2 separate regions of the Homo sapiens genome follow, and region 1 is linked to region 2. A link is an interaction called in ENCODE POLR2A ChIA-PET data of the cell type or tissue named here. Cell type or tissue: GM12878. All regions are shown on one strand. Each heading gives the region's core, and the rest is flanking DNA. Links, peaks and the distances in the headings are about the cores only. Region 1 overlaps LMBR1 (limb development membrane protein 1). Region 2 overlaps RBM33 (RNA binding motif protein 33).

Region 1 (6,215 bases), core at 3,657-6,156, 1.1 Mb before region 2:
CTACCTGTTAGCTTTACTGACCTTTTATCTGGAACATAGTAGTAGTTCAGTTCTTTATTAACTTTTTTGCATTCTTTGGCCTTGTTTCCACCTCTGGGAAGATTCAGATTGTCTCTGCTTGAATCTGCTCAGATTTATTCTACAGGTATGGAGCCCAAGTCTTTTCTTCTGTCCTTTGCTCTGTAGCAAACAGGGCAAAGCTTTGTAGTTGTGTCAGTCTCTCCTGACCTTAAGGTTCTGTTGAAGGAAGATTTTTTTCCAAGGCAGCGTTCAGAAACTCCTTCTCAAGGTTGCAAGATGATTCCTATAAGTTTGCGAGCCACTGCTGAATACATCCGTATGTCAGGATTCTTAGTGTTTACCTCTCCTGGGTCTTATTTGGCTTGCGTGAAGCATATTACACTGATGGTTTTGGTTACTTTTACTGTTTAGCTTGCCTTCTATTGCATTTTCGTTAATATTCTAATTTTTACAATTTTATAGAACTCCAGTTAACCCCAAATCATATTGGGTTTTGTTTGTTTGTTTGTTTTTGTGTTTTTTGAGACAGAGTCTTGCTCTGTCATCCAGGCTGGAGTGCAGTGGTGCAATCTTGGCTCACTGTAGCCTCTGCCTCCCGGGCTCAAGTGATTCTCCTGCCTCAGCCTCCCAAGTAGCTGGGATTACAGGTGTATGCCACCGTGCCTGGCCCCAAATCATGTTTTGTATCATTCCAAAGTACCTGTCAACATTTGTACTTGGATTATTGTTTTACTGTAATTAGTGTGTACTTATATTTTATGTCCTTCTTACTTTAACAGTTCATCTTGTGTACATATATTTTTCTGGTGCCGGGAAAAATTGTCCAAGACTTGGAACTGGGCAAAAGAGATGCAGATGTCTGTTAGTGGAGTCCTGGATGGGCAAAAGAGATGCAGGTGTCTGTTAATGGAGTCCTGGGCATTGTGTGGTAGATCCTGGGGATTATCAGGTCCTGGAGGAGTATGTGCCTTTGACTGACTTTCCACTGCCTAGGCCCTTTTACATCTGTGTAGAGTTAGAGTTACCTTGGAGGAAGTAGAGAGCAATGCAGATGAATTTTATCTAATAGAGACACAATTGACTTCCCCCGTATAAAAGATAACCCTAACATTTCATTTTATTTTCCCATAGGATATTATGCAGTTTCACAGATTGATTTTAGGATTTTTGATTGTCTGCGCTCCTCAAGTTCTCCTTTGACCTGGCTTTAAGAGAATTAAAACCATGTGGCTCTGCTACTGAAGGACATAAGGGACAGACAGAAGCAGGGTGCTGAGAAGGGAGCTGCAGTCAGCAGGCAGTGTAGCATTTGCTTTGGGCTGAAGTAGTGAACGTGGGTACTGGTGATGTGAGAGTTCATGTTAATGCTCATAAAGGTCCACCAACATACAAGACAGCTCCCAGAATTAGTCCTGCCTGCCTCCGTCCACTCTCTAGATCTATTCACTAAATTCAGTATCATCAGAGGCAGGAGATGATAGGGAGAACAAGCAGGACAAGAGTTCTTAAATACGGAGATGAACAGAGAATTCAAAGACGAACAAACATTTGAGAAAAGCCAACACCGTGAGAGGCCCCAAACTCGGTGTATTACTCAAAGAGTTAGTAGACAAAAAATATTTCAAGGAGACTTTTAATATATTATCTAGGGGATTTTCTTTAACAGAAAAACTTAAGGATATCTAGTCCTCAGTATTGCCAGAAATGCATGCTGCTGAGTCATTCTACACCATTCAGAGCTGGTTACCACTTTTAGAAGCAAGCTAGTATTATAGTGTGATGCTGTAAAAAAAAAAAAAACAGAAAAAAACCCAAAATAACAAAAAATAAACAAAATACAACAAGAAGAGTGATAATTACGAAGGTATTATCTGACAAAAAAGACTTTCATTTCTGAAGCAAATTCTACACATACACTTTGATGATGAAGTTGATGAGCTGACATGGCCTGATCTCTTACACCATTGAAGGAGCTGTCTTCTTTCTTTCCTGTTATGGGTAAGAGCAGTGTCTAGAAGGGATAGGAATGTTTTCATGCACTACCTGTACATGAGTCCTAATGAAACTGCATAGCGGCAAATAAAACTAGAAAGTCAAGCTCAGCTGAATTTAAAAATAGATTATTCAAATAAAAAAATTTAACAAGGATGCTGGGTACAAGGATTAATATATTTAAAAAAATCAATAAATACCAGCAACAAACTGAAAATCAATTATAATAGCAAGACAGCCTAAGGTATGTTGAAATAAATCTAACGAATGATATTTAAAGCCTTTATGGAAACAATAATGGAAACAAAAAATCTTATTGAAAGATGTTGGTTGGACACAGTGGCTCATGCCTATAATCCCAGCACTTTGGGAGGCTGAGGTGGGAGAATCGCAGGAGGCCAGGAGTTCGAGACTAGCCTGGGCAACATAGCGAGGCCCTGTCTCTACAAAATACAAAATAAAAAAAATTAACTGAGCCTGGTTGGTGCATGCCTGTAGTCCCAGCTTCTCGGGAGGCAAAGGTGGGAGGATTGCTTGAGCCCAGGAGTTTGAAGCTGCAGTGAGCCATGATTGTACCACTGCACTTCACTTTTGGTGATAAAGGAAGACCCTGTCTCAAAAAAAGAAAGATGTTGAAGAAAACCTAAATAAATTGATAGATATTCTGTGTTCATAATTTTTAGAGTTTTTGCAATTCTAATAAAAATTCTGCAAAGTTTTCTTATAGAATGTGACAAGCAGGTAGTAAAAATTTAATGGAAGTGCAGAAAGCCAAGAATAGCCGGAGCAATTTTGAAGAACTAGGTGATGGAACTTCCTCTATCAAATATTACAAGATAGGCAAAGAAACTGAATAGACATCCAAAGTCTATCCAAAGAAGATACACAAATGGCCAATAAGCACATAAAAAGATTATCACCATCACTAATCACTAGGGAAATGCAGATCAAAACTACAATGAGGCTAGGCCCAGTGGCTCATTCCTGTAATCCCTCCATTTTGGGAAGCTGAGGCAGGAGGATCACTTGAGGCCAAGAGTTTGAGACCAGCCCGGCCAATATGGCAAAACCCTGTCTCTAGTAAAAATACAAAAATTAGCTGGGCATGGTGGCGTGTGCCTGTAATCCCAGCTACTTGGGTAGCTGAGGCGGGAGAATCGCTTGAACCTGGGAGGTGGAGGTTTCAGGGAGCCGAGATTGTACCACTGCACTCCAGCCTGGATGACAAAGTGAGACCCTGTTTCAAAAACAAACAAACAAACAAACAAACAAAACTGCAATGAGATACCTCCTAGTAGGATGACTACTAGCCAAACCCAGAAAACAGCAAGCATTGGTAAGGATGTGGAGGAATTGGGAATATTGTGCATTGTTGGTGGAAAGGTAAAACGGAAGAGCTGGTGTGGAAAACAATATGACGATTTGTTAAAAAATTAAAAATGGAATTACCATCTGATCCAGCAATTCCACTTCTGGATATACATCTAAAAGAATTGAAGGCAGGAACTCCAACACATACATGTACACCCATGTTCATAGCAGCATTATTCACAATACCTAAATGGTGGAAGCAATCCAACTGTGTATGATGAATAATGAGTAAACCACACGTGATATATCCATACAATGAAGTATTATTCAGCCCTAAAGAAGGAAATTATGACACATGCTACAACGTGGATGAACCTTGCTAAGTTAAACAGTCCAGTCACAAAAGGACAAATTCTATATGATTCTCCTTAAATGAGATACCTATAGCATTGTCAAAGTTGTAGAAACAGAAAGTAGCATAGTGGTTGCCAGGGATTGTGTATTGGGGGGGAAGTTATTGTTTAATGGGTACAGAGTTTCAGTTGGTGAATATGAAAAGCATTCTGGAGATGGGTGGTGGTGATGGTACCATAACAGTGTGAATGTAGTAATGCCACTGAACTGTACACTTAAAAATGGTTACGATGGTGAACTTTATGTTATGCATATTTCACCACAATTTTAAAAAACGCAAATGGATGATAAACATGGCAGTGTTTTGTGGTTACCTGTGGGTAGGTTGGTGCAGAAGGTTGACTTGGTTGGGAGGATGGTCATGGTAATGTTTGTTCTAGTTGGGTAGTATATCCATGGGTATTTAATAGACATGTAAAGCTAAATAGTAAACTTTTATTTTAAAATAGAAAGGGAAAAGGGTGATTTGTATCCCTTGATGATCAGCTCACATTAGCTAAACAGAGGCTGATACATAAAACCAAATGCCAACTTGCTGATTTTCAATGGAAAAATATATAAATATATTAATAAAATACTAATATGTATGTATGCATCTGCACTGATACCTGCCCACCCAAAGTAGCTATTATTTATTGAGAGATGCAGGAAATGTGGAAACCTGGGAGAGAAGGGCCCAAAGGAGCTAACGGGGGACTAGTCTGGAGTGAGAGCAGGAAGCCGGAAGCTTTCATGTACATCTTTCCTATTTTGTTCACTGTCATAAAGGATCTTCTGTGGTGTTTTGGAATTTCTAGTGCTTTTTGTGTAAAGTATTATTTGCCACATAAGCAATATGATGTTATTACCTAAATTGTCACGTGGCATTGCTTTTTATTATATTTTAAAACTTAATATCTTTTATGTTTCACTGTAATAATAAGTAATAATGCTAATGATCTTTCTTTTGTTGTATCTTTGTTGGAGTTTGTGCCTGAGTGTTTCATGAAATGAAAGTGGATATTGGCTAAGATGGTCTTCTGCATTACAGGTTTCTTACAAGACTGAGCATTTGACCTTAGTATGAGCTTGCTTTTATGGAACTGAAAACTAACGTTCCAGTAAAAGAAGCTTTTAGGTCCTTTACTAAAATCATAGGTTTGTCTTGTTTCTTTTAAGCATTCTCCCCCACTTCCTCATTTCCATGTGGTGTTGTCTTTTGTGACTTATTTCTGTCACTGGGGAGGTGGGGGTGAAGGGTGGAGGTGAAGGGTAGGGGTGGAAAGCACAGGGCCCTGAGGGCTGACAGACCTGAATTGAAAGTGAATTCTGGCATGCAGGCAAATTATTTCACTTTTGAGTGTGAACTTTGTTATGTGTAATCAAATTTACCTTTTAATATATTGCAAAGATTCAGTAAGCACGTATAAAGCAACTAGTAGGAGCTCTGCAAGTGTTAGTTCTCATTTCTTCTTTTCTATGAATTTTGAACTGAAGAATTATTAGAACAAAAATAGAAGAAAAGAGCCTTACTAGTGAACCAGTGAATTATTTGATGTGATTTGGTGTACTAAGAAATATTTTTTTCCCAAATTCAGAATTATGTGTAAAAATTTTGATATCTAGTTACCATAGTCTTTTTATAATTCAGTTCTTTCATTTACATATTGAAAACATGTATTAATTCATTTGTAATCTGGAGGATTTTTATTTGTCTAATATCATGGGGAATTTCTGCCTACAAATTTTAATGCAATGGAGATGTTAATTCAATGAACTGGCAATGTTGGTGTTTTTATTTTAGCTTACCCCAAGCACTTTCTTTTTGTCCAGCTTTAACAGCTTGAGCATCTTATAGTTTTAATTTTTTCATCTTGTATAGACCACATTAAGTATATTTGTGTATAAAATAGACTGCATAGCATATTAATATTAAAAAACATTTCACTGTTTTACTATAGACCTTAACAAAGCTTTTCACAAAGCCGTTTTCTCTGACGTGAGACCAAAGCTTTTTCGTGTATGCTCTTAATGATTACTTGGGAGCAAAGGGAGAAATGTTTGACACTCTCTAGAGATGCTTATTTGTAGTTTTTTCATGGCTTAAAATAAAATAATTAATACCTGCTTTTATTTTCTGTTCTTTATTAGTACTTCTACCGATCTTCCCCTGATGACTGTGTATATGTTTGGTGCAATCTTGATGCCATGCTGAGCAAACCTTATTTTAATGTTACTGAGAGACCCTTTTTGTTAAGTGAAAACAATAGCTTGATATTTATTTTAAATGTTCTGTGAATGTAGAAGTTTTCCCAGGCTTCCTAATGGGTAGAGACATAGTGTATGAAGTGGTTTTTACATCCCTTACAGGAGGGCAAGATGTCCAGGCAAAACCTTGTTTAAATGTTCATCACCATAGAAACATGACAGCTTCTCCATAGAGCTTTTGTAAGTACATTGTAATTTTCACTTCATTGATGTGAATTAAATGTATAATT
Region 2 (6,885 bases), core at 1,733-4,232:
AATACCCAGTGTTGGAGGTGGGGCCTGGTGGGAGGCGTTGGGGTCCCGGGGCAGATCCGGCATGGCTTGGTGCTGCCCTCACCATAGCCAGTGAGCTCTCTGGATATCTGGTTGTTGTAAAGTGTGGCACCCCTCCCCGCCTCTGCTCACCCTCTTGCTCCTTCTTTTGCCATGTAAGGTAAGTGCCTGTTCCTGCTTGGCCTTCCACCATGAGTAAAAGCTCCCTGAGGCCTCCCCAGAAACTGAGCAGGCGCTGACACCACACTTGTACAGCCTACAGAACCATGAGCCAATTAAGCCTCTCTTCTTTATGAATTACCCAGTCTCCAGTATTTCTTTATAGCCCTGTGAGAATGGCCTAATACAATTACCAAACAGAACAAGTGCTTTAAAAAAAAAAAAGAAAGAAAGAAAAGAAAATCCAAGAATTAAAGACATTAAAGAATTAATAGCCTCAGGAAGTTCCACTTCCAATATGACAGAATGAGGAGCTCCATGGGTCCTCTCCCTGTGAGCCTGGTGAAAACTGTTTTATAAAATAACTACTTAAAGTCTCTAAGAATAATTCTAAGGACATACAACAAATGAAAAGACACTTATTCCAGAAATCTACCAAAAATCTGGCAAGAATGGCAGCAAGAATTAATGGGTTTTAAACCAGGACCCACCCCTCTTCATCCTTGAAACTCAGTAATGCTAAGACTCCACTCCAGACCAGTGCAGCCAAGAACACAGGACGCCCTCCCCACTCAGCTCCCAGCTGGAGGACAAGGACCTCGTCCGCATTTTCCATCCCACCCCCACCTACCCATTGTTGAGGCTGAATTCTGGGTGACTGTTACTGAGACATGTGGGCTCCTTTCTTCCACTCAGGTCCCACTCATGGAACAGACACTGCTGGAACCAGAGAACCCCTGCCCTGGGTCAAGGGCTGGGGGTCCCACACCAAGAAAGTCAAATTGAGGAGACCTGGGGCTGCTGCTTTCCCCCAGTTCCCAGGCACTCAGCTCCTAAGGCAAGGGTATCACCCAGAGACTGGTACACCACTGTCCACAGCCACAGCACAAATGCTGTGGCTCAGAGCGGGGGGGGCGGGGTGAGGAAGCAGACATTTAGAACAAGAGTGCTCCAAAACTCTCCAAAGAAACTGACTTCAAGCCAAAGAGTGCTCCCAAAAACAGTGAGGGAGAGTTCTGGTGAGAGCTAACTGGGAAGAGAGTGGTAAAAGCAGCTGGAAATATGGCCAGAATGTAGATGAGCTGCTGTGCTGGAGAGAAATGGGGACACAGACAGGTGAGGAGGGCCCCTGCTTGGGTCAGAACAAATCTCAAACACGAACCATGGACAGTATCCATTCAAAGGAGCCTGAATGTGATGGGCTCAATTTATAAAGCAATTTATGCCCCAGAGCATTACGGAAGGTGTGCTCAGAGAGAGACAATCAAAGCCATGACAACCATCCCAGGGTAATCCTTGGGCATGCCCAAGGCTGTGGTCACTGCGGAGCAACATCAGAAGCTTCGGCGGAGGGGTGAACACTTCATTAAAATAACCCAGCCAGTCAACAAAGGAGTGAAGAAGCAAATAACAGTAATTAGCCCAGGGGTGGGAGAACAGGGAGACCAGCACCCAGAGTTGCTACAACATATTATCTAAAATGTCCAGACTTCAACAAAAAATTACAAGATATGGAAGAAACAAGAAGATATATAACCTATAATCCAACGACAACAAAAAGCAGGCAACATAAACTGCATGTGAGAGGATCAGGCGTCAGATTTCATAGAAAAAGATCTGTAAGTAGCCATTATAAATATGTTCAAAGAATTAAATGAAACCATGATCAAAAAACCGAAAGAAAATATGATGACAGTGTCAGGTCAAATAAAGAATATGAATAAACAGGCCAGGTGCAGTGGCTCACACCTGTAATCCCAGCACTTTGGGAGGCCAAGGCAGGTGGATCACTTGAGGTCAGGAGTTCGAGACCAGCCTGGCCAACATGGCGAAACTCCGTCTCTACTAAAAATACAAAAATTAGCCAGATGTGATGGCACACACCTGTAATCCCGGCTACTCGGGAGGCTGAGCCAAGAGAATTGCTTGAACCCAGGAGGCAGAGGTTGCAGGGAGCCGAGACCACACCACTGCACTCCAGCCTGGGCCACAGAGCAAGACTCTGTCTGGGAAAAAAAAGAAAAAAAAAGAAAGAAAAAAAAAAAACCACTTCAGGAGGCCAAGGCAGGGGGATCATGAGACCATGCTGGCCAACATGGTGAAACCTGTCTCTACTAAAAATACAAAAATTAGGTGGGTGTGGTAATGCATGCCTGTAATCCCAGCTACTCGGGAGGTTGAGGCAGGAGAATGGCTTGAACCAGGGAGGCAGAGATTGCAGTGAGCAGACATTGCACCACTGCATTCCAGCCTGGCAAGAGTGAGACTCTGTCTCAAAAAAAAAAAAATATATATATATATATACACACACACACACACACACACACACACACACACCACACACACACACAGAAATTATTTTTAAAAACCAAATAGAAATTCTGAAATTGAAAAATAACTAAAATGAGTTCATTAGAGGGGCTCAGTAGTAGATGTGAACTAGCAGACTTAGTAAACTTGAAAACAGATAACAGAGATGACATAATCCAAAGAACAGAAATCAGAAAATGAAAACTGAACACAGCCTCAAAGAAATGTGGGGCCATCAGGAGGCACAACAATATACGTGTAATGGGAGCACCAGAAGGAGAGGACAGACAGGAGAAGGAAAAAATACTCAAAGAAATAATGGCTGACAACTTCCAAAAGGTACTGGAAAATATTTATCTATACATCCAGAAGGCTCAACAAACTCAAATGATAATAAACTCAACGATTTACAAACACACACAACGTAGTCAAAATGTTTCGAAGCCAAAGACACAGAAAAAACCTTGAAAGCACCAAGACAAAAATGACTCATCACCTACAATGGAAGTGCAATAGTTGATTCTCATCAAAACAGAAGCAGCCAGAGGCAGTAAGATGACCTATTCAAAGTGCTCAAAGAGTCCCAAATCCACCAACATGATCTTTCATAAAGACATTCACAGATGAACAGAACAGGAAGAAATCTGTTGCTGGCAGAACTGCTTATAACTGGTTGAATTGTATCCCCAAAAAATATATGCTGAAGTCTTACCCCTCCTTCTGCCACCTGTGAATGTGATTTTATTTAGAAACAAGGCCGAGCATAGTGACTCATGCCTGTAATCTCAACACTTTGGGAGGCCAAGGTAGTCGCTTGAGGCCAGGAGTTCAAGACCAGCCTGGGCAATATATCCAGATCCTACCTCTACAAAAAACTTTAAAACTTAGCTGGGTGTGGTGGTGCACACCTGTAGTCTCAGCCATTCAGGAGGTTGCAGTGGGAGGACTGCTTGAGCCCAGGAGGCAGAGGGTGTAGTCAGTCAGCTATGACTGACTCACTGTAGTCTAGCCTGGGCAAAAGAGCAAGCCCCTGTCTCTAAAACTGAAAAAGCTATTTACAGATATAATCAAGTTCGGATGAGATCACACTGGATATTAAAGAGGGCACTAAATTCAATGACGACTGATGTCTACATAAGGAGAGGGAGATTTGGGGACAAACAGACACATACAGAGGAGAAAGGTCATGTGAAGCCAAAGACTTGAGTTATGCTGCCATAAGCCAAGGAATGCAGGAAGCCAACAAAAGCTGGAAGAGGCAAAGGATTCTCCCCTAGAGGCTTCACAGGGAGTGTGGCCCTGCTGGTACATTAATATGGACTTCCGGTCTCCTGACCTGTGAATAAATTTCTGTTGTTTTAATATATCCAGTGTGTGGTGTACTTGGATGTATAGATTCCTATCTTTTAGCTATATATTTGTATATGAATTTGGCAATTTTCAGCCATTATTTCCTCAGATTTTTTTTCTGTCAATTTCTTGCTCTCGTGGGTCTCCTATGTGTATATAAGTACACTTGGTGGTGTCCCGTAGGTCCTTTAGACTCTGTTCATTTTTATGCATTGTTTTGTCGTTCTGCTCTTCCAATGGGATCATCTCAATTGACCTTCAAGTTTGCTGATTCTTCTGCTTGCTCAAATCTGCTACTGATCCCCTCTAAAGAGTTTACTTTAGCTACTGTACTTTTGAGTTCCAGAAGTTGTTTCCTTCTAATAATTTCTTTATTAATATTCTCTACTTCTTCATATATCATTCTCCAGATTTCCTTTAGCTTTTTGGTTCATAGTTTCCTAAAGCACGTTAAGCATATTTAAGAAGGTTAAAGCATCTGTCTAGTAAATCCAATGTCTGGGTATCCTTGTGGTTTCTATTTCTTTTTCTACTATGAATGGGCCATACTTTCAGGCTTCTTTCTATACAATGTAGTATTTTATTTACTATTTACTATTTAAAACTGGATATTCTGTACATTGCAATGTAGTAACTCTAGAAACCAGATTCTCCTTCCCCAGAGTTGCTGCTGTTACACAATGAAGGTTGCTGTCCATTTGTTTAATGGCTTTTTAAAACTACTATTTATTATATTCCTTAAGTGTGGTCACTGAAGTCTGTCTACTGTTATCTCCCTAATCAACCAGCGACCTGGTAGATTTCCTTAAATGCCTGCATCCAATAAAAAGGAAAAATGAACAAAGCTGAGGAGAAACTGCTTCAGCAGAGGGGGATGAAAATAACAGAGAGAGCCTCTGTACCAGCCCATCAGTGATGAAAACCAATGTTAGGTTCTCAAGTTCCAAAACGGTTGCTTCCAACAGTTCTTGCCAGGTCAATAGTTGTTCCACTGGAAGGACTGGCATCTGGCATTTCCCACTTGACTACCTTCTGTCACATCACAGACTGGCAGAGAGGATTAAAAACAAACAAGCAGCCGGGCGCGGTGGCTCACGCCTATAATCCCAGCACTTTGGGAGGCCGAGGCGGGTGGATCATGAGGTCAGGAGTTTGAGACCAACCTGACCAAGATGGTGAAACCCCGTCTCTACTAAAAATACAAAAACTAGCCAGGCTTGGTGGCGAGCGCCTGTTATCCCAGCTACTCAGGAGACTGAGGCAGGAGAATCACTTGAACCCCGCGGAGGTTGCAGTGGGCCAGAGGTTGCAGTGGGCCAAGATCACGCCACTGCACTCCAGCCTGGGCGACAGAGAGACACTCCGTCTCAAAAAAAAAAAAAAAAAAAAATCCAACTATATGCTGCCTATTAGAGACTCACTTTAGACCCAAAGACACTAATAAATTGAAAGTGAAAGGATGGAAAAAGATATTTCACGCAAATAGTAACCAAAAGGCAGCTGGCAAAGTTACACTAATATCAGATAAAATATTTTTAAATCCAAAATTGTTTCAAAAAGAAGGAATACTGTATACCGATCAAAGGGTCAATTCATCAAGATATAACAATTATAAACATATATGCACTGAAACAGAACACCAAAATTGATGTAGCAAATGTTGACAAAAATGAAGGGAGAAAGAGACTGATCTACATTAATACTTAGAGAATTCAACACCCCACTTTCAACAAATATGAAATCCAGGTAAAAGATTAATAAGGATATAGAGGACTCAAATACTATAAATCAACTAGACCTAACAGCCAATACAGGGTACTTGGACCAACAAGTGCAAAATATACATTATTTTTAAATGTAGAGGATGCACTGTCCCTGATACACGTTAGGCCAAAAAATAGTTCTTAATGAATTTTAAAACATCAAAAGTCATGCTTCATGAAAACAAGGAGCATTCCCTATCTATGAAAACAGAAGCAAAATCCCAATATTTTATAAGCTAAAAATTTAGCTTGTGACTTTTTTCTCATTAAGACACAGCGAAGAAATTAGTACTTAATCACAATCATCCATGGCAGACATTGCTAATTAATTAGAGCATCCACTGGGTGCAGTGGCTGGAGCCTGTTGCCCTAGCTACTTGGGAGCCTGAGAAGCGAGGATTGCTTGAGGTCAGAAATTTGAAGCTGTAGTGTGCCATGCTCATGCCTGTGCATGGCCACTGCACTCCAGCCTGGACAAAACAGTGAGACCAAAATAAGAAAAAACGAAAAAAAAGAGCATCTAATTCTGCTGAAACCAGAACATCTTTTTGCCAGGCTAGCTAATAACAAGTATTATAACCTTGTTAACAAGCATATAATCCTTGGCCTCCTCACTGATTTTTGATTCAGTGGGCTCTTTTTGCTTTTTAAAGTTCCCACTAATTCTGATGGACAGCTAGGGTTAGGAATCCCTGTGTTCATCTCACACTGTGCATCAGCGCGGGCACTCCGGAAGGAAATTTAACTGCCATCGTGCTACGTAGCACTTTCCGGAAATTTCAGAGTTAAATCTACAAAAGCCAAAATTAGAGGCCAGGATCATCAAAAATAATTAAAGTATTTTCCCAAAGGAGAGACGCCATAAAATACTAAGGAAAGTGGCTGTTGAAATCATTCCAAAATCAGAGAATGCAAGATAAGCAAAAAATATGAATACAAATGAAGAGTCATGAAACCTGTATCCTTCACTCGACAACTATTTCTTGACCACATAATATATGCCAGGCACTGTTCTAGACAACTGACATACAAGACAAAAAAAAAAAAACCTTCACCCTGTGTAGGTTACATTCTAGTAAGAAAAGACAAACAGTAATCCCAATAAACTAATATATGGTATGTAACTTAAGGCCTTTATTGGAAAAGACTAGAGCAGGAGGGTAAAGAAGACAGGAAATGAGGTAAGGGTCAGCTGGTACAAACTGGGCTGACTATAATTTTAAAAAGAATAGTCAAACTTAAGAAACAAATCAGTATTACATGTTAATGCAACATATTTTAATGA

Evidence for each region. Peaks named below come from ENCODE experiments on the same cell type or tissue, not always from the same donor. Only the 100,000 strongest peaks of a DNase experiment are listed, where the experiment ranks them.
Region 1: POLR2A ChIA-PET joins it to region 2 with 6 read pairs; 2 of 35 experiments call an interaction of 5 or more read pairs at or near these places.

Annotation. Positions count from the first base shown.
Region 1 is chr7:156,779,605-156,785,819 of GRCh38, reverse strand. All of the region lies in intron 5 of LMBR1 (limb development membrane protein 1), which reads left to right. Among named protein-coding and RNA genes, the nearest start is that of LMBR1, 110 kb to the left of the region's middle. RefSeq lists enhancers at 1,247-1,316, 1,617-1,666. In GM12878, for the core only: no CTCF peak of the experiment used is centred there; a DNase peak (open chromatin) is centred at 4,879; H3K4me3 peaks cover 437 bases; H3K27ac peaks cover 2,439 bases.
Region 2 is chr7:155,656,727-155,663,611 of GRCh38, reverse strand. All of the region lies in intron 1 of RBM33 (RNA binding motif protein 33), which reads right to left. Among named protein-coding and RNA genes, the nearest start is that of RBM33, 16 kb to the right of the region's middle. In GM12878, for the core only: no CTCF peak of the experiment used is centred there; DNase peaks (open chromatin) are centred at 2,688 and 2,991; H3K4me3 peaks cover 1,245 bases; H3K27ac peaks cover 1,825 bases.